Regions from separate parts of the Mus musculus genome. Here all the other regions are linked to region 3. Evidence: chromatin loops called from intact Hi-C (ENCODE). Cell type or tissue: left cerebral cortex. All regions are shown on one strand. Region 1 holds the start of Fhl4 (four and a half LIM domains 4). Region 2 overlaps Ric8b (RIC8 guanine nucleotide exchange factor B). Region 3 overlaps Polr3b (polymerase (RNA) III (DNA directed) polypeptide B). Region 4 overlaps Rfx4 (regulatory factor X, 4 (influences HLA class II expression)). Region 5 overlaps Ric8b (RIC8 guanine nucleotide exchange factor B).

Region 1 (5,000 bases), 460 kb after region 3:
TGCCAGGAAACCAGTAAGAATGTGAAAATAGAAAAGTATTATAACTTACATTGATGGTAACCTATTCAAAGCTTCTGATCATTTAGTTCATTTCAAAATACCAAAAGTATATGACAAAGTGAACATAAAAATGTGTTGCCCTTACACTAATTCATCATATAAATGCCAATAGAAATACTGTGAAGATGATGTCAACTCAACAAAGGAATTATTTATGCAAAGAACTGGATCAACTTCCTGTACTGAGCAGAAGGTTGGACCCCTCCTTCAGCTTCAGTGCTACAACATATAATTTATGTTTTGCTTTCACAATTCTGTCTTCTGTCTTGCTACTTTCTGGTCTTAACATTTTGAACTAGCCCAGTCTGTTAAGCAATGTCACTGCTAATTACTCCAGGGTATCAATAAGGTAACTAATTTTTTGAATGTAACCAACTAGAGAAAAACTGAGGCACTTAAACTAGAATTAACTTTTGTTTTAGGTGATGGAGGTACAGTTTGGGGCATGCTAGGCAAGTACTCTAAACTGAGTCATAATCTCAGCTATTTATAATGTAGTATAAGAAAGTTTTGCCTTAAGTTACTGCATTAAGAACTCATTATTTGAAGACATTTAAAGACATTATATAGAAATAAAGATATTACAGTATTAGAATCAAGAACTACAATGGAGGTCAGCCTATAAAATAAATAGGGCCTGATTTCATTGAGGTTCCTTCTGGTTACACCAAGCTATCTGAAATCAAGATAGCATCAGGATAGAAACAATTCAATTAAGATTCTCATATAGACAAGAGTGGCTTAGAACTGAATGGGATGTTGTTCTTTTTAAAAAGAAGATGGCATCAGATAGCTGTGAGCTGACATGTGGGTGTGGGGAACTGAACTCAGGACCTTTGCAAGAGCAGTGAGTGCTCTTAACCACTGGGCCCTCTCTCCATTATTATAGGTAAGGAAACTGAGACAGCAAGAACTGACTGGGGTCAGATCTATAAGAAATACTGGACTACCTGTACTTGTAGGTTCAGAAGGAGCCAAAAGCTCCCTGGTACCTTCATTGGTTTATGAAACAGAATATACCACTGCTTTGAATTATAGCCTTAATTACTAGCAAAACTGTAAGTCAATTTGGAAAGAAAGTTATAAAGTTCTGCATTGTAATTTTGCCCAGGGTTCAATCTTGAAATCACCTATTAAAATCCTATTAAGAATTCAGGAGTCTATGACAATAAAAGATTGGTACTCAGTTAATACCACAGTTCAAACTCTCCTAATCATCATTCTCTTTTAGTTCTGTAAAACAAGATTATCATAATTTCAGCACAGTGATCTGAATGGACTTAATTCATCGATTTGATAACGGTTAAGCTCTAGTTCATTCTATTTAAGAACTGAACCAAGGTTAGCTCCCTCTCAGGATTTTTTGTTGTTGCTGTTAGCATCCCTTTTCTGAGACTTGATAAACACTTGCTATCCAGTTACACCACGCTGATTACTTTCATTTAAAAATTGAGGTCCCCTGTCCTGTGTATGTTTCCACTTGATAACTAGGTCGTGAAAAGAAAAAAAATCTCACGTTTTGGTATAATTTCTCAGTAAAGCCCCCTTACACCCACAGTCTCTCTTCTTATCTTTCCCAAAAGTGTAGGGTGGACTTATTGTCATTTTTATCTTAAAGATGTTGAGAGTCAAGGAAAAGCTAATAGCAATTATCTAGTCAGGTAGCCATTTCGTCACGTCTCTGCTTCCTCCTCACAGCCTTCCTAGGCAGCTATCACAAGCCCCCTTGGAAGCTCACTGTCCTGTTTCCCATCTGAAGCAGAGGCAACGCTGAACCCAGAGGACTTCCCAGACAGCATCTTCTTAGGCTGCTCAATACTTTACAGGACCCCACCAGGGATCCCCCCTCCCCCCAAGGCTGGCAAGAACGTGGAGGGGCCCTGACGAAGCCCTAGTTAGGAAGTGACAGTTTTCCTCCCTCTCCAGTTCAATTCTCACATCGATGAACCAACCTTCTTTCGCTACCAAAATTCAAGGCCCCCTGAAAGGCCTTGGGCATCCGCTGTGTGATGAGGGCGAACCTGACATGTTTACGCTCAAGGACTCCAGGTGGACCAACAACAACAACAAAAACCCCACACAAATTAGCAAGGCCTCGCCTCACCCTATCACTCGGTGACACAGGCTCGCAGAGCGCCCTGGGGAGAGCGACTGACAGAGGCCCTGCCCGTCACTCCCTTAGGGCAGCAGCTAAAGGTTGAAGCCCCTGGGCGAAGGAGAGGGAGACACCGGCGAGCATGCCGCCCTCCTCAGGGGAGAAGTTCTAAACCCCCATAACCGTTAGTTCCCTCGAGCCCGGAGAGTGGCCGAAGACTCGGGCGAGGCCGGAGGCGCGCGCCTCGCCGGGGCAGCGCCCCCTCGCCTGCTCTGATTGGGTGGCCGGGGCGGAGGGGGCGGGGAGACCCTCCGGATGAGGCGCGCGCGCAGGCTGGCCGGGGGCTGCTGGGAGGGCTGCGCGCGCCGAGCGACCGGTGGGCGCGGGAGGTGGGGGGGCGGAGGGCCGGGGGCGCGAGTGCGCGTGCGCGTCGGAACCCGAGGCGCGGGAGGAGGCGGGAGCTCCGGAGGCTGCGGAGGGGGCGGGTCGCGTCAGGCGCCACGTCCGCAGCCAGAAGCCGCCGCTGCCGCCGCCGCCGCCTCGCACCGACCTCGCACCGAGAGTCTTCCGACTTCTGAGCCGGAGAAGAGCATCTAGGTCGCGTAAGCCACTCCCGGGCCGCATCAGGGCCTCTGCTGCCCCGGCCGCTTCTGCTGTTCTCCGTGCCACCGCTCCCTCCGCCCGGCCGCAGCTCCCGGCCTCGACCCCGCGGTGAGTGAGTGTGTCCCATGGCTGGGGCGGGGGCGGGAGGGTGTCGTCGGCCTGAGTGGCCGCACTCCGGGCCCTTTCCCGTTAGCCTCATCTGCACCTCACCTGCACGACCCCGGGGCCTGGCCGCTCCAGCCTGGCCCTTTGCGGGGGGACACTGAACGGGAGGGGGATGGGCGGGAGTCGTTGGGGGGCGTACGGAGGTATGGGGTTACCCCAGTGGGTCCACGAGTTTGTGGACGCGGTGTCTGCAGTTGAAGGGAGTCGCTCTGGAAGCCTGGGTCTGACCTCTTGCCTTGAGTGTCAGGCTGGTGCGGAGGAGGAGATGGGGCATCCGAGGAGGAGCCCAGCTTCCTTGCCCCACTTAACTTCTGACCTGTTGATAAACGGTCCCGGTGGGTTCAAGTACACAGGGCTTGGCTCCAAGCGGAGATTCCCGCTGCTCTTCCTAAATCGGGAACTCCACTCCCACGCCTGTTCTAAGCCCGCAGGTGTGGGAATGAAGAGGGGCGCTGGCAGTGTCAAGGAGTGACTGGGGAGCAGGGGGGAAGGAGTCCTGGAGCAGCCGCCAGTGCAGTCACTGCCGACCCCAAGCTCAATCCAAAACCGAGCCTGCCATGCACAAGCAGCATCTAGTCTAGCCCCGGAGCTGCCACTCGGGATCAAGTTGGATCGTCTCTCTTAAGCCCGTCTTATATTGGAATTCCGCAGGAACTAGGGTGTGCTGGATGGACAACGAAGGGGCGGAGGAAGGAGGTGTCCAAGCCAGCACCAGCCTCTAGGGTCATTTTCTGCCTCTCCTGCCACGTCACTGCTCTGCTCAGGGGAAAAAAAAAAAGACTTGCTTGTGCCTAAAGGTGGATCAATGAGGGGGAGCTAGGGCTGCTGGGAAGAGTTAGAAACACCTAGACTAGGAAGCGAAATCTTACTTGATTGTGTCTTTTGTATCTTGTGAACGCTACTAATCCAAAAGGAAACATTGTGGGTATTTGTATCTGCTATTGGTTAGTGCTTAAAACTTCTAGTTGTTGCCGCTCAAGGGCTATCACACTAACAGGTAAGTATGTTTCCATTCTTGCTTTAGCAACGCTTAATACACATCTGCTTTCATTTTTCACTTTCATTTTTTTTTGTATAGCAGCACTTATACCAGAAACTAAGTTCAATGAAAGCATCATTCGAAAAAAGTTCAATGAAAACATCATTCGAAAAGTTTAATTGATTTTAACATATAAATTCAAAAGTGTTTGATATATATATGTTTATATTCGGGGAAAATCTTGACTTTCCCGTTTCCGTCCTTGAGTCTTTACCCTTTTCCTACATTCTGATGCTACTGGACCAGATGACATACAATTAAGAGTACGGTCTTTATGTTCACTCATTGTCTCAACAAGATGTGGCACAAAGTAGGAATGGCAGCATCTATTGAACAAATTAAGTGTATTTTAGTGAGGATGACAGAAGTACTGGTTTTCTGGCTTGGCAGAATATTTTAATCCTATTTCATGTTTCTTTAAGAAAAATACTTAAAACTATTTTGACAGTCTCGATTATTTGTCACTTTGTGTGGGATTTTTTGTTTGTTTGTTTGTTTTGTTTTTTTCTGTGTAGCCCTGGCTGTCCTGGAACTCACTTTGTAGACCTGGCTAGCCTCGAACTCTGAAATCCGCCTGCCTCTGCCTCCCAAGTGGTGGGATTAAAGGCGAGCACCACCACTGCCCGGCCGTGTGGGATTTTAAAACTTTCATTGATAAATTTTTCTTTGTTGCCAAACTCAGTGCTTTTCTTGTAGTCTATTTGCTGTTAATTTAGTTGGCGGGAGCTACCTTTTATACAAGCAGTGATCAGCATTGTTAGCTACAGAAGCATAAAACCCAGCAAGGTGATGTCTTGCTGTGCATTGCTTGCTAGTATATGTGTAGTTTTGAAACTCCTCAAAGTTAGTTGGCAAAGGAATGAAGACATGCTATTTTCCACGTAGCCCATGCAGAAGAATTCCCTCCCTCCTTCTTCTTAGATAGATTCTCATTCTAGAGCCTGGGCTGGCCTAGACCTCCTAAGTCTTGCTGTAGCTTCCTGAGAGCTGAGATTATGGGTGTGAGCCACCATGCCTAGTTTAGTCTTTTTCTTATAC
Region 2 (5,000 bases), 320 kb after region 3:
CACATTATCTGCAGTAAGTTCTGTCTTAAATGACTGCATTAAGCGATTTTACCCTTTGTTTTTGTTTTTTTGTTTTTGTTTTCTATAGAAGAGACACTAACAGTTCAACATCAGAATTAAAAGTGTTTTTGTTAAAAAGCTTAGAAGTATACTGATTTAAAAAAAAAAAATCAGATAACCCAGGCTGAGGAACATACAGGCTGTAAAGAGGAAATTCTGGCAGGTAGACAGGCAGGCAGGCACTGCTGTGCTAGCCTCAAGTAGCTCTGCCAGGAGTCTCCAAAGAATGGTCTCCAGATCTTAGCACAGTGCTCAGCATGTGTCAAGAGAGCAAAACTACAGAGATTGTTCAGATTTCTAAAACGTAATCAAGTTTCTCTTCCTTCCTTTGCTAGACTCACCCTTTTAAAATCTTTCCCTTCACAGTTACTTTGATAAGATTTATTAGCTCCGCTGTGAGTGTAAGGATGTACTGGAGAACACAGCCGGGATTATGATCATTCTCAGGCGCTCTTGGGAGACGGGACTTTTGCTTACCCAGCAGTTTGCCTGCGATGGCCTCGAGTGCCCTTTTACTCAGAAGAAGGTGATTAGTATCAATCGGAATAACGATGGCTCCTTGCTAATCCTTTTAACTAGAGAGAGCTGCTCCGGTCTCAGCAGCTGCTGGGCACCTACTGCAGGGGCCTTCGCAGTGACCTGAGCACAGTGCTTATGGAAAACTAGAAGGTGCAAGGCACATTGGAAATATTTACTCTTTTTTATATAACGTTTTTATTTTCATTAATTTGTTGAGAATTTTATTCAATTATTTTGATCATATTCACTGCCATCCCCTTGTATTATCATTCTTTAAAAGTTATTCTCAAGGGTTTTTATACTCCTTTTTTTCTTTTATCTTTTTGGAGAATTATTGTTTTTTGGTTTTTCAAGATAGGCTTTCTTTAGCCCTGGCTGCCCTGGAACTCATCCTGCAGACCAGGCTGGCCTTGAACTCATAGAGATCACCTGCTTCTGCCTTCCAAGTGCTGGGATTAAAGGCGTGCACCATGGGGCCTGGCTCTATTTTTTTTTCCCTATGCTTTGACTTAAGAAACAGCAGAGCAGCATGAGTAGTCCTGGATAGGGTAATTGTGGTAGGATGCTGACTATGTGAAGGTCTGTGAAGCCTCCTGGCCCTGGCACTGAGTAAGGTCTTAATAGCATGTCTGCCTGCTGCTTCTGTGATAAGCATAGTGAAATTTAAACGTCATATTTAGTCCAGAAGTTTCTAATTGCCCCTTGAATACATTTTATTTAGAAACTTACTTTAGTGTGTATCCTTTGATCATATAAAGATGCTTGTTTTCTGATATTCCACTTTTTTTTTTTTCAGAAGCCAGAAATTCCATTTATATTAGATGATAAAGGTGCTTTAGAAAAGAAAGAGCCCGGCATCTTTCTGGTTTGTCCCTGTGAGTGTGCCCCATTGCTTTCCTCAAAGAGGTGACGAGGACGCAGGCCTGAGTGCGCAGCTCACAGCAGCAGGAGCCTGAGCTCAGGCCACTCGGCATTCTCAGTGCTGTGCTGTGTTCCTTCAGTTCCTTCTGAGCAGCTGGAGTATAGTTCCTGTTGTCTGCCTTTGCGTTAAAGACATCCCACTTCTCTTCCATCTCTGCTGTGTGCTTGGAAGTACTGTCAGCACTCTTCACAGTGAGGAAGCTTAGCCATTCATACTTGGATTCCCAGACTTGCAGTTAGGCTTTCCTTTGGAAAGGAAGGAGAAGTGGAAAGGAGGGACAGCCTTCATGCTGCTAGGAAGGATGAGACCCGAGCTCAGGTTAGCTGGCTGTAGGCACTTGGCTCAGGTTAGCTGGCTGTAGGCACTCAGTTCCTGTTCCTCCTGCACACTAAGGATCTCTCAGCTCGTGCTTATCCGTGCCTTTGATCCATGAGGAGTGAGTTTCTGTGTGGGGATATAAAACCCTCTTCTTTTACTTGGGTGTTGGCTATATAGCTTCAGCCACCATTTATTGAGAAGGTTTTCCTTCCCTATTGCTCTTGTCACCTGGTATGTGTCAGGCCGTTTGCATCCCTTTCTGCTTGAAGTGGTGTATTAAGTTTTCAAACTAGAAGTGTGATTCTCCAGGCTTTGCTTTTGCAGGATTGTTCAGGCTGTTCAGTCTCTTGACATTCCATGTGAGTTTTAAAATTAGTTTTTCTATTTCTATAAAAATATCATTGGTAGGAATTACTTGACTTTGGAATATTCAGCTCCTAATAATATTGCCTCCTAATCTCTCTCTATATCACACTTTAAATATTTGAAAATGAACTGATTTATTTCCATTTATATTTATCAGTTAGTTACCTAGTATTAGGGACCAGTTTGAGCTTTAGAGCTAAAAACGTCAAAGCATATAGTCCATTCTCCAAGGCTCACCACTTAGTGCATATGTGAGCGAATGAGTCATGTTCTGTCCACGCTCTCCTCCTGTCCGTCTGCCCTATGCTCCCCCCCATTCCCGCGAGCACTGTGTCAGTGAACAAGCTTATATGAGAGATAGGAGAGCACAGACAAAGATATCCACTTTGGAGAGGGCAGAGAGGACTCATTTTTGTTGTTGTTATTGTTAACTCTCTTGGCTCTTTTTAAACTTAGTTTCTGTAAATAAGTTTTCCAGGTAAGAAAGGATTGTTGAAACCATGTCCCGCTGAGTGCTGTTCTAAGGTGTCATAAGGACATCCACGGCATATGCTCTGAGGAACCGACACTAAATGGGGAGACAAGACATAAATATTATGAAAAGTAAAATAACAACTCAAGACAAGAATAGAAAGACCATGAGATAGTTTTGAGTAGTTTTCAGTGACTGATTTCAGTAACAATCGCTAAAGGACAAGTTCACTGTGATCTGAAGTGAGGGTCTTCCTCACAGATCTGTCCTTGGCCTGTTCTTGACCACTTCCTACCTTTAGGGAATAATTTTTCTGTTATCAAAAGACTTTCAGGTTTACTTCTAGCCTGTGTATTCCTGAACATCAGTTCGCCATGAACATCAGTTCAACCCATTCTCCCTCATAAGAGTCTCACCACTCCCAACTAAGATCAGACCAACAACCTCACAGCCCCGTGGGAAGGGATCTAATCTGGCGGATGATCTCCTCTCCACTGCAGGCACAGTTCCTCAAAAAGCCGATGTCTGCTTGCTGTTGTCACTGCCCCTCTCAGTCATGCGGATCAGGAACTCATCTTGTTTGTTGTGATCTGTACACTTAGGACCTGTAGCCCCATCTGGGAAAAGCTGTGTTACCAGGTCACTTCCCTCTTTCTTCCTTGACAACCTGGCCCAGGCCTCACACAGCCCTGTCAGCTAATAGCCTGCTTTTACTTAGCAAGATGGCTTGGCAGCATGGGGGAGGTGGGTATGATTGCTGGGGTTCTAAAGGCCTTCAAACTCTTTCTTGGCATAGCCATAGAAACCTCAAACCGTCTCAATCTTTACTACAAGACTTCAGGGGAAAATACTAAGCGTCATGTAGGCTCTGTATAATGAACCGGGCAGTATATTCCCACCATGGCCATATGCCAGTTACATCAGCTTCTTCTGATTGAGAGCTGTCTCTCATTGTGTAATATTGGATGAGTCCATGGAATTAGATCTGAGGCACTGGCCTCACTCTTAGGGGAACATTCTGCTTTTGACAGTGTCTCTCTTCCTATTGTCAAACAAAACATTTTCATGGCACTGGTCCACGCTTTCCCTGCCTCTGAAAGCCTACTGTTCTGCAAACCAGATGGCTCTGTATTCAAAATAGTCTGCCTTTTTCTTCCCTAGACATCGCCTGCTTATTTGGGCCTGTGCCTTCGCTCCATCTGGAATTGCTGGAGTGCTTTTTGCCTAGGTATTTGTGAGGCTGGCTCCCTCTCATCATTTAGAACTCAGCTCAAATGTAGCTTGCTCTATCAGTTCTCCAGCCTCCTGATGAAGACTTGTGCATATGAAACCACGTGCACACATGGACGTACCTACGCCTGTATTATCCTCTGCTTCACTTTTTTCATGGCATTTATCAATAACTAGAATAATATTGTTCCATTATTTTCTTGCATCTTTATTATTTACTTCCTGAAGTGATTAGCTAAAAAAATAAAAATAAAAAGATGAGACTGGAGAGGTGGCTCAGCAGTTAGGAGCACAGACTACTCGCTCTTACAGAGGACCCAAACTTAAGTCCCAGCACCCAGTTCAGGTTGCACACAACAACAGTAACTAACTCAGCTCTAGGGGATCCAAGACTTTCTTCTGGCCTCCAAGTACACTTTTACATATGTGTGCATATCTACATACTGATACACAAAAATATTCCTTTTAAAAAGAGAAAAAAGATCTTACATGTCTCCTCCCTTCCTATATACCTGATACACACACACACACACACACACACACACACACACACACAATAAGATATAATCATTTTTTAGCCTCAGCCTCCTAAGTGCTGTGATTCCAGGTGTCTGATATCATGCCTGATTAATTTACAACTAAAAAATAAAAGGGTGTGTGTATGTGTGTATGAGGTGGGGTTATGTATACGTGCCAGGGTGCTCCTGTGGAGATCAGAGGACAGGCTTATGGAGTTGGTTTTCTTTATACCAGAGACTAACCTCAGGTATAAAGGTCAAGTGCCTTTACCCTCTAAGCCATCTCCTTGGCTCAATTTCCAAGTTTTTAAAACACATTTCTAGTGGTGCATTCTTGTCACCTCAGCACTAAGGAGGCAAAGGTAGGAGTATCAAGAGTTTAAGGTCATAGTCAGCTACCTAGCAAGTTTAAGGCCAGATGGTTTGCTGGTGTGTGTGGGACTCAGTCTCAAAGTATTTACATAGTGAATTCAAGGCCATCCTGGGTCACGTGAGAGCCAGTCTCAAAAAAGAAACTTGATTTCATGTTGTAGCCAGTAGGATCTTCCTGGCTTTACTTAAGATGTAGCAAACAAAGGATTCTGCCATTTTCTTG
Region 3 (5,000 bases):
CTTTGTCTATGTTTGAGAACAGTTTCATGCTACTTTTTTTTTTAAGATTTATTTATTTATTATATGTAAGTACACTATAGCTGTCTTCAGACACACCAGAAGAGGGAGTCAGATCTCATTACGGAAGGTTGTGAGCCACCATGTGGTTGCTGGGATTTGAACTCAGGACCTTTGGAAGAGCAGTCTGGTGCTCTTACCTGTTGAGCCATCTCACCAGCCCATCATGCCACTTTCTAACTGACCATGTGACCATTGGTGACTTTCAGACAAACATTATCTCGGCCATTTTTCCCTAAGGTTATTATTGTACAGCATTTTCTCCTGACTTATTTATTAGTGGGAATGATGAGGTTTCAGGAGTACAAAGAGTTCCACGGAATGCTACTTTTCAGGTGCCTAAATTATGTCTGTAAAGCAAAATGGGTGGGCATTTTGTTTGTTTCCATGGCGACGCGATCATCTGTTTGTAGCCATGGCTGCTGAAGGCTAAACAGTCTTTTTGCTGGAGCTCCTTTGGTGATCCTTGCTGAGATAGGGCTCCGAGATTCAGTGACTTGATAGGACGAGCTCAGGCTTTGGCTGGAAAGCTTTGGCGGTGCGCATGCTTTCTGCTTATGGTCTCGTTCACCATTGCTTGGCCTGGTTTCTTTCCCAGCTTAGGCATGTGTGGAGGCCCAAGTATTCTGATTAGATATATTTTAAACCACTCCAAAGTGATAAACAATTTAAAAACTGCCACTTACATTCCACACCAGGACACCTTAAGTGGCCAACTAAATGATGATCGAGAAATGATTTGTTTTTATTAAATTTGTTCCTGTTAAACACCAAAGTAGGCAATCAAGTTTGTAATCTCTTTGTATTTAGAGGCTACTGAAGTAAAAACTTCTAATATAAGCCCAGTGGACTTATTTAATGGTTCATATGTTAGCATGCCTGTTTTTTTTTCCTTTGTTTAAAAAGTTAAAACTGGTCACTTTTTGAGCTGCTAACCGATTAATCATAAAAGGCTGCTTTAATGAATGTGTATGTTTTTAACATAATGACATTTATTGTTATAAGCTACTTGAATAAATGCTTCTTATCACGTTAGAGATAGAAGGACTATAGAAATTAATAAAAATGGGATCTGAGTCTTCAGAATTTATTTGTAAAGGGAAAGTGTGAAGCCACTTGTGGGAGTGCATGCTTATAATCCTAGCACTCGGGAAGCTGAGGCAGGAGCATTAGGAGTCCACGCCTAGTTTGTCTCAAATAAAATCAGGTTCAACTAGGGGATTTAATTTCTGCTGCTTTTACATTCGCTCTCTGAGCTGTGTCTGAGTTGCCACCCTGTTGTGTGGCTTTCCCTGGGGAGACGTGGACAAGCATGGACAAACCTCAGATGGGTAACATCTGGCCATCGAGACGGTTCCATCTTAGTTTAGCTTGCTAAACTTGCGAGTTTCTTGGGGCTCCTTACAGGAGCATGCCTGACTCAAGGCGGCTGCAGAGCCAAAAGAGCTGTGCCAGTCTAGGTGAGAGCTCACAAGAGCTGCGTTCTTAGAGCTCCCCCAACAGTTTGTTCAGACTTATGTAAGTGGAGAAGGACCTCCTGAGTTTTTACATTTTGTTTTGCTTTTTTTCGAGACAAAGTCTTACTATTTGGCCCTGGCTCATCTACAACTCAGTGTGTAGATCATGCCAGCCTGGAATCCAGGAGATCTGCCTGCCTCTGCCACTTGAGTGCTGAGATTAGAGGCATGCGCCACCACACGCCTGGCCATGTTCTACAATTTTCTGAGTCTTGTAAGCTTCATCAGCTTCCTGAGTCCCTGAAGTTTCTTCAATTTCCTGAGTTTTGTCAGCCTCTCTCTTTGTTTTAGGAGGGGAGATGCCAACTCAGAAATAACTACAAAGCACATCCTTGTTTTGTTGGGCAGCAATGTGGGGGTTACTTGGCTGGGTGGCTCTGGCACACTGTCTTTCTGCTATCGGTCTGTCTGTCTAACTGTTGTCCTCTTGCTGAGTTAGAGCAGGGCAGTGGCCACAGCCAAGATGGGAAGAAGGGTTTTTTTTTATTTTGTTTTTTGTTGTTTTTCCTAACCTCTGAACCTTCTCACATTCTTCATGTGTACCCTCATGATTTGACAGCAGGAACAAGCAGGAAACGACAGAGCCTGTAAAACCAGGCTTCCAAAGCTGAGTCACTTCTTCCCACAGAGGGGAGTCACCAAATGAACTCTGTGATCAGAGGAGTTGGTGCTAGGGGCCGTGGGGACATTTTCAAACTCCCCTCAGTTGGTATAAAAGGGACATATCAGCTTAGTTAGCATCATCCCCCAGGTCTTCAGAATTTTCAAGGTTAAATGTGTGATCATAGAACTTTGAGCTAGAAGAGTGCCATCGCTGCTGCCTCTGTACCTGTGATAGAAGAAAGTACATGATGGTGTTAGAGTTGGCACGGCCTCAGGGAGACTAAGGAGTCACGCCTTCCAGATAGATGGCCACCCTCTCAGTAGTTATAGGACAGTGCCCTTGGAGGTCTGCATTGGGCCTGGGGACTCAGCTTCCTTCTCTTTTGTGTGGGAGAGAACTGAGAAGACAAGCCTGACTAGACAGTCAGCCTCTTGTTCAGTCTCCTCTCAAAGCCGAAGGAAGACATGTTGATGCAAACATGACTTTCCCCTGACTTCTAAAAAACAGGTCATTACAGCATCCAGAGAGCTTAGTGGGCTTATGCTGTGTCTGCACGTGGCAGCATTCCAGACACGTGTCTGAAGAAGTCATTAGGCCTAGGACCTCTCGGGACCTACAGAGGCGTGCGGCCACTGCCACCTAAGAACACTTAAGAGGGTTCCTTAGGCCAGCTACGTTTGTTCTACATTTTAAATATCTCTTTAAAGTTTGCGTAGTATATGGTATCTCTAGAATATGGAACTAAGACATCCTTTAGGAAAATTCTCTTGGTGACTGAGTAACTTGATGTTTTCAGAAAGAGATGATCTAGCAAAACTAGTCGGGGTCACACTCAGGTACAGCAGTGTTCTTTTCTGATCCACTACCTTTGGGGGTCTTGCTTTTATTTGCTCTTGCCACGACCAGGCCTCTCCACTCGACTTCCCAGCCTCATTTCTTCGTGGTGAAACTCTTAGAATATTTCAAAAAAAATTGAGAGGGCTGTACACATGCAGAAAAATGTTTGAGGATGTTTGCCTTCCTCTTTCAAACGGCAGTTTCTGTTTCAGGTTCTCGTGCAGCCTGGTCCGTGGCTGCCGATGCCAGATGGCACCGTTTCTGAGGGAAGAGCTGGCTTTTGCTTAGAAGTAATACCCACACACAATGGCAGATTAGCATAAGCAAATGTCAGTGAGGAGACACAAAGCCAACACTCTGCCATCTTTTCTTCCCTTCCTAGGCCATGGGTGTGGAGAGTGACCAGGAAATCGTGCAGATGATTGGAACAGAGGAGCACGTGATGGCTGCATTTGGGCCCAGCTTGGAGGAGTGCCAGAAAGCTCAGATCTTCACCCAGATGCAGGTGTGTCCTTTCTTGATATCCTTTGCTGTGGATTGAGACAACCACAGCGCTGTTCATCTCAGTAAGCGGCCACTGCAGAGGCGTTGGAGGTGTGGAATTGGGAAGGCTGCCGAGGAGAAGAGCAGCACAAATGTTCTTTTGACTCACTCTGTAAACTGGAGGAATGAGCTGGCCTGCACACTGCACATCGTCAGCCTATGAGGGCAGGAGGCTTCTTGCGTGCTTCAGTAACAAGCAACATTTCCCCTGTTCATTCCAGGGAATGGTACACTTTTAAAACTCTGGCAGTGTTAATCTAGATTTACCTGTTCCATTTTCTCTTTACTATCTTTTTGATGGTGCTGTTGGGGCGTGTTCCCATGATTAAACACCATGTCCAAAAACAACGGAAAGAAGATTTTGTTTTGGTTGGAGTTCCAGAGAGGTAGAGTCTGACAGTGAAGGCATGGAGCAGGAAGCAGGAGCAGGAAGCTGCCTGATCACATTTGTGTCCACACAAAGGAAGTGGCAAAAGAGCAGGAATTCGGGCAAAGCCACTGTCACATCCTCCTCTCCCTCCCAGTGACATACTTCCTCTAACATAGCTGGACTTCTTGAGGGTTCCATAACCACCAACTGGGGACCAAGTGTTCAGATACGCGAGGGGAGACATTTCTCATGTAATACCACAGGGACCAGAGTCAGGGCTTTGTACCTGCTAAGCAGGCACTCTAATGAGCTGTGTCCTTAGCTCTTAGTATCCATTTCACTCCCAACTTCCAATTGTATCTGTTCAGTCTCTATCCTATTTTCTGAATTCCTAATTGCTGTAAGATCGAGAAAGCTTCAAGAATAGTTTCTTCTATTACCTCAGGGTCTTCACTGACCTCAGATATGCCTGGTGAGACCCTTGGGATCTGAGGTCAAGACTCTAAGATGATGTTAGGGAAATCCTTGTGTATAGACATGCTTTAAAACATTATACTTCTTGGCCGGGCGTGGTGGCGCTCGCCTTTAATCCCAGCACTCGGGAGGCAGAGGCAGGCGGATTTCTGAGTTCAAGGCTAGCCTGGTCTACATAGTGAGTTCCAGGACAGCCAGGGCTATACAGAGAAACCCTGTCTCAAAAAAAAAAAAAAAAACCAAAAAAAAAAAAAAAAAAACATTATACTTCTTAAACACATTATACTTTTCTCATGTGTGGGAGTCCCAGCACTTGGGCTTTTTTTATAATGTGTTGGCTTACACTAAGTCCACGGTCCATGTGGCAATCCTGTGCCCTCAGGGAGCCAGGGATGTGCCTCTGTAGAACTACAGTACGTGGTTTGAATGTGTCCATATGCGCATTGCCTAGCATGTGAGATACAGGAAAATACAAATGCTGGGTGTTGTTCTTTTGACCCCCCCCAGGATGAATGTATGTATGTTTTGAAATCAAGTCAGTCTTGATGGTTTTTAGATTAAGTCACACTCTTAGGAAGCTTAATATCATACTTAAGTA
Region 4 (5,000 bases), 130 kb after region 3:
TCCTCTTCATTACAATGGCCTCCCAGGTCCTCCTCACTCTCCAAGCCCATTCCTGCCTTGGGCCTTTACCGTCCAATCTCACCTTCTCAGACCAGCAGTTAGCATCCCTGCTACTAAAGAGTATCCCCAAACCCCTGTTATCCCATTCTGTGCCTCTAAGTCACCACTCTTATGACTCCGAAGTCCTCTTGTTTGTCTGTTTGGGTCTGCCACCGCTGTAGGACACAGGTCCTCTGAGCCAGGACCTTCTTGGTCTTGTTCATCACTAGATCTTTAGCCTAGTGCAGAGCAGGCACCCCATCCATATTTGGTGAACATGGGAAGAGAAATAAAGGCAGACAAGGGGGTGGGGCTGTCTTTGTGGTTCAGCCCCTTCCTGGATGGAACCCAGGGGCCCCTGGGCTAGGGCCTGTAGGGTTGCCATGGTAACCACTGACTGACCTGAGGAGCCCTTTGGAGAGGCAGGCCACAGCTGCTGCCTTCTAGGGTCCAGATTCTGTGTATCCCCACCAATGTGGAGTCAGGAAAGAGAGAAGAGGGACTGGGAGAGAATGATCCAGAGCAAAGCATGGCCTGGTGCTGGAGGTTATGGACAGAGATGGCCATGGCAACGCCATTCCACTGGTAATGACCTGGGCTCTGGGGAAGGGAACCTCAACACAAGTCCTCCTTGGCAGCCATCCATGGGGCATATCAACCCTTTCATGTAGCTTTTTTTTTTTTTTTTTTTTTACAGTTGTGGGTTCCTAAAAATAAGCCCTGGCACAGTGTCCTGAAAGATGGCTTAGACAGAGAGCACGAATAACACCTTCTATTAAAAACCTGGTGACACTTCTGTCAGGCAGCCTTTTCTCGGGTGTTGCATAAGACATTCCTGTTGGCATCAGAGCTCTGTTTCATATGATGCTCCCCAGGAAGCCTAGCTGCTTCCGAGCTGCCTGCACAGTTCCCAGGCTGGGGAGCCAGGCCTTTGCAAGCTGCTCCCAAGGCATTCTCACACCCCTGGCCTACCAAGTCTTTGGGCCACAGGTTGGCAAACTCTTCACCTTTTCCCGGAATCCACTTGGCCTTTCTCTACCCCATGCCCTTGTCTCTAACTGCAGCTCTTGTGCCTAACATACCACACTTTCCTTTTCTGTCTGACTGGTGGGGAATCCTTGAAGCATCAGCCAGACTTAGCCAGGCCGAGATGGATCTGTCTTCCTTCCCAAGGCCACAGGCTCTCTTTGGATGCCTTGCTTCCTTGCTGTGTGTCCTGGATCAGGATGCCGGCTTTGGAGTTAGACCTGACTCAACTCAGCCACCAGCCGTCTGAGTTACTCTACCTGGATTTGCCCTGTCTGTCTTAGTTTCTGTCCAGCAAGTCAGAGCTAGTGGGCTGTCTGCCTTGGTTTCTCTGACGAGAACAGAGGAGGCGTGTAACCCAAGGTAACTGAACTGGCATGAGGTGAACACTCAGTCACTGCTACAGTTCATAGCCCCCACCCCCACGCTGACTCTCTGGCTTCATCTCTCCAGAAAGCTCCTGGGTTCTAAGAGACAGTGCCTTTCCAGTTTCCTATGCCCCATGAGGCCAAATGGGTCCAGCACTTTGCCATTGCTATTTTAGGGCATCTTTGGAGAACCCTGGCAGGCAGGGATTTAGGAACCTGGGACCCACCCTCACGACCTCATAGCTATGAGTGGTAGCACCGGTACTTGGTACTTGAACTCAGGTGTTCTGACTCTAAATCTCACAGTCCACCAAGACCGAGTCTGCCTTCTCTCCCACCCTGTCCTGCCTGTAACGCCCTCATGACGTCATGTCAGGCATCTTGGACCTTAAAGGGAACATGATGCTGGCTAACTTCTGATTCTTCAAAGGGCTTGCTCTCTCCCCTTCGTCTTTGCCTAAGTTCTTCATCTTCCAAGGCCTTTCTGACGGAGGCTCTCCCTGTCTGTGACTCCAGCAACTGGTGTTTCATTAGTCATCTCTGCCAACTGTTTTCCTAACTATTCATAGCTCTTGGGGACAAGATATTGAATGGAGCAAATAAGGCTGAGGAAACTAAATTCTAGAAAACAAATCTGTAGGTCTTGAGATCCTAGGCCCCAGGGCTCTAGAGGAAAGGCTTCTGTTAGAATTATAAGAAAGGCACATGGCAGTAATTGTAAAATGAATACATAGACAGCTCCATCTCAGGTCCCCAAGAACGTGTCCCCAAGCTTTCACGAGGCTTTGGCTTTTAAGATTCATTTTAATCAGTGCCCTACCTTCCACCCCTCAAGTTATGAATGCATTTGTCAAGCAGAATTCTAAGCTCCAGGTGCCTGGGCCATGGTGTCTCCTGGATGGGGCAACTTCCTATTTCTTCCACCACCTCCTAGGAAATCAGTCCTCTGTATGGTTCTGCTCAGTTTCATCCTATGAAATGGAGAAAAGTTGTGGAAATCAGGGTTTCTCAGTCTTTGAACCAAAGTGAAGAGGCATGAAGGGCTGCCTGTAAGTAAAGCTGGTTAAGGTCCTGAGGAGTAAGACTCATGGGCAGGCAGAGTCTCATCCTGCTTCGGGCGGCTGGGAGCCCAGCTTGTGGTACGGCCCAGGAGGCTGAGCTCGCAGTCATCCTCATATCCTTTGCGACATTTGCCACAAGCTTGACTTTCACTACAGGAAGTCATCACGTGTGAGTGGTGAGCTCCTTCTGCACTGGAAGAGTGCCAGTGTGGCCGCGCTGGTCACAGCTGGCCGCGCTTTGTGACTTCCACTTCAAGTTCCCATATCTATAAATAGAGCTATCAAGTCATGGCGAGAACACTGTTTTGAGGTTTAATTTAGACCAATATGTGACAATGCGTTCTTGGGGGATACTTGCCACATGGTAGGAACTTCTTATTGATGGAGTAGTGGAGAGCTGGCGGGAGAACATATTTGATATGGTTTATTTAGTGTGTGCAACATCTCTGGGGCCAGGCATAGCAGACAGCTGGGTTCAAGATGGAAAATGGGAGTTGGGAATGGTGGCACATTCCTGAAATCCAGCGTATAGGAGGCAGAAGAATTGAAATGTAGAGGTCAGCCTGGGCTACAGCCTGAGACCTTGTCCAAAACAAACAAGCAAAGAGATGGGGAGGAGGCTGGAGAGGTGAGCAGTTAAGAGCGCTAATTGCTCTTCCAGAAAACCTAGGTTTGGTTCCTGACACACGCATGGTGGTTCACAGCCATCAGTAACTCCACGTTCATGGGATCTGACCCCAGAGGGCAACAGACAATGTACATACATGAACACATGTGCAGGCAAAGAGGTCATTCATGTCAAATAAATCTATAGGCTCCTACCCTCAAGAGTTCAGGAGATAGCATCTCTCTAGTACAGCTTCTTACATCAAAAAGGTGTGTGTGGGGGGGGTGGAGGGGGGTGTGTACATGCATACACACACACACATACACACAAAAGCACAACATTTTGCTTATCCTAAGTTGAGAAAAAGTCTTTGATGTGCTGTGCTTTTCCTAGCCTTGAAGATGAGGAAGATTAGAGAATCCTACAGCTGTGTGGACAGGTGTGCAGCTGTGGGGCCAGGTCTGCAGCTGTGGGGCCAGGTCTACTTATAAGTCACACGTTCTTTGAAATCTCATGGCAGTAATGTAGCATGTATTGAGGTGAGACTGGGCGCCGTGTGCTTGGTTCTAGTGGAGGGTCAAAAGAAAGGCCCAAATAAACTCCACTCCTGAGGTGTTTGAGCTGCCAGCTGAAGAGCCCGCCACACGTGCCAAAGGCTGACAAAGAAACAGGCAAGAGTATTTAGCAAAAATTATAATGTGTAGGTAGAGTTTTATTGAAAGTTCTGACACAAATCAGGTTTTGCTTGAGGTCGCAGCGCTGACACTGTCTGGGAGCCGTGTGGGAGGCAGGAGAAGGAGGCTCAGCTCCCACGTGGAGAATTGAGGTTATGACCTTGGGCTGCTGATCCTGACCTCTACCAGCTGGGTGACTTTGACCAATCATCTACTCTCTATAAGTTTTAGCTTTCTTACCTCAAAATGTATTTCTGCTCCCCCCCCCCACCCCCACCTCCGTTCCCTTTTCTCTTGAGGTGGAGTATGGATATGTTTGCCAGAGGTTCTCCACCTTAATTTTTTGTTTTATTTTATTTTTGGTTTTTCAAGGTAGGGTTTCTCTATGTAACCCTGGCTATCCTGGAACTAACTCTGTAGACCAGGCTGCCATTGAATTCAGAGATCTGCCTGACCCTCACTACCAAGTGCTGGGATTACAGGTGTATGCCACCACATTGATATGGTGTCTCTCCTAAGCCTAGAGTTTGCCTATTTGGCAAGATTGGCTGGCCAGCGAGCCCCAGAGCTCTTCCTTTTTGTTCCCCAGCACTGGGATGATAATCTGTCACACTCAACTTCTTACGTGGATGTTAGGGATCTGAACGCAGGGCCTCATGCTTTCTCGGAACTGATTCTCCAGCCCTAACACATGCCCTTTAACAACTTCATAGAGTTCTTGTGATGAGCCATATGCCAATTTGAACACTGTGGAACCCATAATTGTTCAACATGGGTTAGCCTTTGTTCCTGAATTGCATACACTACAAAGGTAGATGAGTTATAGAGCCTCATTAAAATTCAGTATAGACGCCATTCTGATTGAGATGGCAAACCCTACACAGTCCCATCCCAACCTCAACTGCAAAGTTTCTGGAAGCATGGGTACTCTAAGTAGTCACACCACAGTCTGGGCCCTTCGAGTTGACTCTGTTTGACAGATGGCCCCAAGGACATTGACCGACAAGAAGATGTTTAGAAAATTGGATAGTAACAAAGCAGGAGAAATTTCTTCGAAAAGTTGATGAAACAACTGGGGGCCTTGAACCAGAGACATGGAGACATGATAATTGTGTTCCCATCTCTGCCCGGTGTCAGAGACTGGACTCATTTGGGTGTTCCCTAGGACAGCGGAGAGCAGCCTGGCTGCACAAACAGTGTATCTTAGGGTCAGAGGGAGCCATGT
Region 5 (5,000 bases), 340 kb after region 3:
TTCCTCTGGGACTCCCCAAATGGTGAGGGGAAACACCCAGTGAGGACCTCCCCATTTAGGCTCTCCCCATAATATCTGGCTGTGGGTCTCTACATCTGCTTCTGTTGTCTGCTAGAGGACACCTCTGTGCTGACAACTAGACAGAGCCCTGATCTCTGAGTATAGCAGAATGCCATTAGGAATCATAGGATTGATGGATTGGTTGATTTCTGCCAGTCAATCTGGTTCTACCCCAGCTCTCTGGACTAGCCAGGCTTTGGTTCCTGGCCACCCAGGCAGTGCCGGGCATGAGCTCCCTCGCAGGGAGTAGGCCTCAAATCAGAATTGGTCGGCTGCTCCTGAATGTTCTGTACCACCATTTCCCTGTATCACATCTTGTCGATCAAAGGCTGTGGCTGCGTGGGTGTCCATATTTCCCTTCCCTAGCCTGCAGAGTACCTTCCTGCTCCAAAGAGACGAGAGTGTAGTGAGGAAGGCTCCATGCTGGCACCGGTTTGACCTCCCCATGGCAAAGCACATGCAGATGTTTATTTTTTTCTTGCTTTCTTTGAAGGATTTATTCGTTTCCCCCAATTGTTTGTCTTTTCCTGGATTTCTTTAATGGATTTATTCATTTACTCTTTAAGGACCTCTGTTATCTGAAGGTCTTTTTCCTGTGCTTCTCCTGTGTTGGAATATTCTGGTCCTGCTGTTGTAGCATTGCAGGGCCTTAGTAGAGATGTATTGCCCTGGTTGTTATTGTGTTCTTACACAGGCATCTAGGTGTCTGGGTTTGGGGTGATTATAGGTCTAGGTGCTGATTTCTGGATTTGTCTTTGTTGGGTGGGTGTTTTGTTCTTCAGTTTCTGTTTCCTGTCTGCATTTTCAGAGTGTGTGATGGCTGTGTGCTAGTTCTTTTACTGGTCTGCTAGGCTGTGTGTTCATAGGGAATGCCTGCTGGTGATGGAGGCTGGGAAGCAGTGATGAGTCAGAGGAGGGAGGTCAGGAGGGATAGTCTGTGGGGTCCACAAGAGAAGTGGACAGGAGGGAGGCCACAGCTGGTGGTGTGTTGCTGTGCCAGAGAGGTTGAGGGACTGGGTCTAGGGAAACAGAGTGGAGGTCTGCAGCAACCCAGCTGGTTTTCTGGCAGGTGTGACCTGCAGTTGAGGGATAAGGTGTTGAGTGGGGGGAGGGAGGTTAGGAGGTGATGGTCTGTGGGATCCATAGATCCATCCATGTGGGCAAGGGGGGAGGGGAGGCTGCAGCTGGTGTTCTGGTGCAGCAGTGTTAGCACTGTGCCTAAGGGGTTGGCTCTGGGGGAGCAGGGAGAGCAGCAAGGTCTATGTGCAGGCCAAGTCATGTCAGCCACAGTAGCTGAAGTTTCTTAAAGATGCACAAACCCATGTGCAGTGTGAAGGCGCTGTAGTCTGTGCTCAAACCACAGAGTAGCGCAGTAAGCAGCAGTCAGAAGCAAGAAGGGTCAAGTGTTAACAGACTAGGCATGGCAGGAACGCCTAGGTGTCTGAAATCCCCATCTGTGCCAGGGCAGCCTACTTCTCTAGCCAGCAGGAACCAAAATGCTAACGTGTAGTCAGGTTACCAACTTGTGTTGAGCTGTGACATAACTATAGTTTATTACTTTCACAAAGTCAGCTTCCTGGAAATTATGCTAAGCAAAAACAAAAACTGAATTCAGAAAAACCAATGCTACCCATATTTTCTTTTATATGTGAGGTCTAAATGAGAGAAAAATGTGAATCCTAAATGTGTAAAGGGAGCTATTAGAAGGGGCCCAAGAGCTGAGGGTGCCTGTAATGGAATGCATGTAGTGTGAAAGCAGGAGAAGGCTGGTCTCATGGAGAGGGAACCCTGCCGGAAGGGGGTAAGGGGGAGGAAGAGAATGGATAAGAAGCAGCCATAGGGCTGGAGAGATGGCTCAGCGGGTAAGAGCACTGACTGCTCTTCCAAAGGTCCTGAGTTCAATTCCCAGCAACCACATGGTGGCTCACAACCATCTGTAATGGGATCTGATGCCCTCTTCTGGTGTGCCTGAAGTCAGCTACAGTGTACTTATGTATAATAATAAATAAATCTTAGGGCCAGAGCGAGAAGGACTGAGCAGGCGGAGGAGACCAGAGCAAATAGAGCCAACCGGAGGTCCTAAAAATTCAATTCCCTACAACCACATGAAGGCTCACAACCATCTGTACAGCTACAGTGTACTCACATACATAAAATAAATAAAATCTTTAAAAAAAAAAAAAAGCAGCAGCTATAATGCGGTGAGTAGGGAAACAGCCAAGGAAGCGCATCGTTTTGCCTGCTAACATTTCAGTACAATTCTTCTTACAATAATATACTCTCTTCCAGCTCCTTAAAAATAGTCTACATAGTTTAGCCAAAAGAAAGTGATCTGTGAAACATTTCACGCCTTCCGTATGTGGCAGCCGCATACGGAAGTGGTAGGGTGAGTTACAATCAGTTCAGCTTGAGCTGCCTTGTCCAGCAGCGCCCCCTGCAGCCCTGTGCCACCTGCAGCCCTGTGCCCCCTGCAGCTCTGTGCCCCCTGCAGCTCTGTGCCCCCTGCAGCTCTGTGCCCCCTGCAGCTCTGTGCCCCCTGCAGCCCTGTGCCACCTGCAGCTCTGTGCCACCTGCGTGTGCCTCCCTCCAGCTCAGGCTGCGGGCGGGCCTTTGGCCTCTCTCTAGCTTGCTGCTAAGCTGCTTCTTTGCCGTTCATGTTTTTCTTCCTGTCTTCCTAGAAGCCTTCCTCTGTGAGTTGGTCCTCTCTGTGCTTGGGTTTAATTTTTTTTTAAGCTTTTGCATCTTGGAATCTTGAAATACTGATGATATTGCATGCGCTTCTCAATATGTCTGTGCCAGGCCAGGCCTGGACGGCCTTTGACAGCCGTTCTTTTCAGTCTCCTTTGCTGACACTCATTCCGGTCCCACATTGAATTCCATAGTCACCCTCTGAACACCACTGTCTCACTCCTGGCTTCTGCCTCAGGATGAACCTGGCATGCTTCGCCTGTGGACCGCACATCTGCACCTGAGTTTCTCAGGGCTGCCTCCCTCTTCTGTCTGACGTGGAATGCATTTTCTCCAGGGCCCATGTTCCTCAGCCTTTCTGTGTCCTTTGCTCACACCCTCTGTGAAGGGACGTCATCTACAGTTACCCCGCCTACCTTCTGTACATGTAAAACCAATTACACCTTACAGATTTTACTTCCTAGATACCATTTTTAATTTTTTTCTTCCATTTTGTTCCCACACCACTTCATGTTATATGCCTTTAAAATCATTTTCTTAAAATACTAATATAGTCAGACCTCCTGTTTCTAATCAGATTATTTTGGTCTGTCTGCCAGGTGGCTACTAGGGTTTGTTATAAAATGTGGACAGAATGTTGCCATTGCCCCTGTGTGAGCTCGCAGGGCTTCCTCATGCTTGCCTGGGGAAGCCCACATTCTACTCCCGCCCCTTGCCTCGTAGAGTTGTACTGTGTCAGTGTACCCCGTCTGCTTCTAACTTGATGCTTTAGCGCTACCTGGGCTGCCCTTCCCCATGGCCTCAGAACACTAAGTTTTGTCTTCGAAGAGCACCGTGGACTCATCTGTGAAGAACACTCTGGCTGTTGCGGCAAAGTTGATTTTCTTCGTCCTGCCGTTTTGACTCATCTGTGTTGTTTCAAGCTTCCCCATTGGCTGTGCTGTAACGATGTAGAGCTTGCATCCCCAACATCCAGCTTCTTCACACTGGAGATCTTGTATCTTACAGGCAGTTATGCTCCCACAAATGTTACTTAAAAGAGCAAACTGCTCCCTGGGAGTTCAGTCACGTGGGCAGTTAGCATGTGTCTCCCCACAGTGGGAATAAGTTCTTAAAGCAGGGTTGTGCTTGCTACAGTGGCAACCGGGAGGGACACTTTTAAGTGGAAGTAGTTACAGAAACAAACAATTCAGGATCTGAGAAGTGGATACGATAGAACATAACTTTAGAAAGAATGGGCTGCAAGACAGGAGCCGTTCAACCTACTGGTGTTCCAGCCTTTAGGGGGAGCAGGGGAGGCGTCCTCCAGGAAGGTAACATAGTTAGCTTCGTACTGAACAAAAGATGTCTTGTGCACCTGGAGAGAAGCAGAAATGGGAAGATACAGGTCTAAAAAACAGTACTAGTTAGAGGAGCTGCTGGATCTAGAGGACGTAGAGTTTAACTGGATGGAAAGGTTCCTACTGAGGAGGGAGGAGAATGGTCTCTGGGTGTGCCTTCCTCTCAGTAAAGGAATGGAAGCCCTGCTTTGTGGTAAAACAATAGAACTAATGTCTGTGTAGGCTTTCAACACTGCCTGCCAGTGTGTGTCTCACCAGCACCCACTGTGTGGCTACATTCTCTCTCTAGTATCTAGTATCCTTATAATGTCAGCTTTCAGGGAGTCATCTGATTTCAGCAGCATCTTCAGGTAATAACTGACAGTTACCATGACAGAACAGGCATCCTTGTGTGAGCCCATGAGTGCACATACGTAGCACCATCAGAAGATCTTTCCTTTTTTGGTTAGCCAGGTTCAGTCAGTTTCCTTTCTTCCCTACACAGTGTCCAGCAGGGTTTCAGTGGGCTATTTAGCAGCACACTGGAAGGGAAGCGAACGCTTCTCCCGCACTCCTCTCTGCTAGGAGTTTATATTCCACTTAACTCCCGTCTCTGCTTCCCAATATCTTGTTGTTTAAAATTTTAACAAAATTTTATTTGACTTTATTTTTGGAGCATTAATATGCCTTAAATCATCTCTGTAACCCATTTATCTCAGAATTGACATATGTTCCAGTAAAAGAGCAGTAAATATTCTTTCATTAAAATCTCAGGGGTCATTATTAGCTAGGCATTAGTGTTCTGAGGGCTTAGATTTGTGGTCCTTGATCATGAGTGGATTTGTATCTGACCATTGCAATCATGTCTTAAGGATACATATATACTCTAGACATTTGTTCCCTTAATTCATTATGCATTTCCTAACTTACTTG

The links. A loop is a pair of places that touch in the nucleus more often than their neighbours do. Peaks named below come from ENCODE experiments on the same cell type or tissue, not always from the same donor. Only the 100,000 strongest peaks of a DNase experiment are listed, where the experiment ranks them.
Region 1: a loop joins it to region 3, with 2.5 times the contacts of the local background. A loop is called at or near these places in 2 of 42 quality-filtered maps.
Region 2: it touches region 3 in a loop (13-fold over the local background); 2 of 42 quality-filtered maps call a loop at or near these places.
Region 4: a loop joins it to region 3, with 2.8 times the contacts of the local background. A loop is called at or near these places in 3 of 42 quality-filtered maps.
Region 5: it touches region 3 in a loop (2.3-fold over the local background); 10 of 42 quality-filtered maps call a loop at or near these places.

What each region holds. Positions count from the first base shown.
Region 1 is chr10:85,100,132-85,105,131 of GRCm38, forward strand. It overlaps Fhl4 (four and a half LIM domains 4), which reads right to left and starts at 2,364. Exons shown (of 2, transcript NM_010214.4): 1 at 2,165-2,364. Tmem263 (transmembrane protein 263) reads left to right here and starts at 2,496. Exons shown (of 3, transcript NM_001013028.2): 1 at 2,496-2,866. In left cerebral cortex, a CTCF peak has its summit at 2,353 (motif pointing left); DNase peaks (open chromatin) are centred at 2,410, 2,604 and 3,340; H3K4me3 peaks cover 2,407 bases; H3K27ac peaks cover 1,886 bases.
Region 2 is chr10:84,960,144-84,965,143 of GRCm38, forward strand. All of the region lies in intron 4 of Ric8b (RIC8 guanine nucleotide exchange factor B), which reads left to right. Among named protein-coding and RNA genes, the nearest start is that of Gm34633, 41 kb to the right of the region's middle. In left cerebral cortex, no CTCF peak of the experiment used is centred here; DNase peaks (open chromatin) are centred at 1,649, 2,518, 3,790 and 4,884.
Region 3 is chr10:84,643,399-84,648,398 of GRCm38, forward strand. Polr3b (polymerase (RNA) III (DNA directed) polypeptide B) reads left to right here. Exons shown (of 28, transcript NM_027423.2): 10 at 3,398-3,520. Among named protein-coding and RNA genes, the nearest start is that of Gm17249, 23 kb to the left of the region's middle. In left cerebral cortex, no CTCF peak of the experiment used is centred here; DNase peaks (open chromatin) are centred at 2,848, 3,316, 3,585 and 4,769; H3K27ac peaks cover 770 bases.
Region 4 is chr10:84,772,124-84,777,123 of GRCm38, forward strand. All of the region lies in intron 1 of Rfx4 (regulatory factor X, 4 (influences HLA class II expression)), which reads left to right. Among named protein-coding and RNA genes, the nearest start is that of Rfx4, 19 kb to the left of the region's middle. In left cerebral cortex, no CTCF peak of the experiment used is centred here; DNase peaks (open chromatin) are centred at 472, 862, 2,080 and 2,687; H3K27ac peaks cover 333 bases.
Region 5 is chr10:84,983,702-84,988,701 of GRCm38, forward strand. All of the region lies in intron 7 of Ric8b (RIC8 guanine nucleotide exchange factor B), which reads left to right. It overlaps Gm34633 (a long non-coding RNA gene), which reads right to left. Exons shown (of 3, transcript XR_003948930.1): 2 at 4,015-4,105. Among named protein-coding and RNA genes, the nearest start is that of Gm34633, 18 kb to the right of the region's middle. In left cerebral cortex, CTCF peaks have their summits at 2,476 (motif pointing left), 2,687 and 4,017; a DNase peak (open chromatin) is centred at 2,428.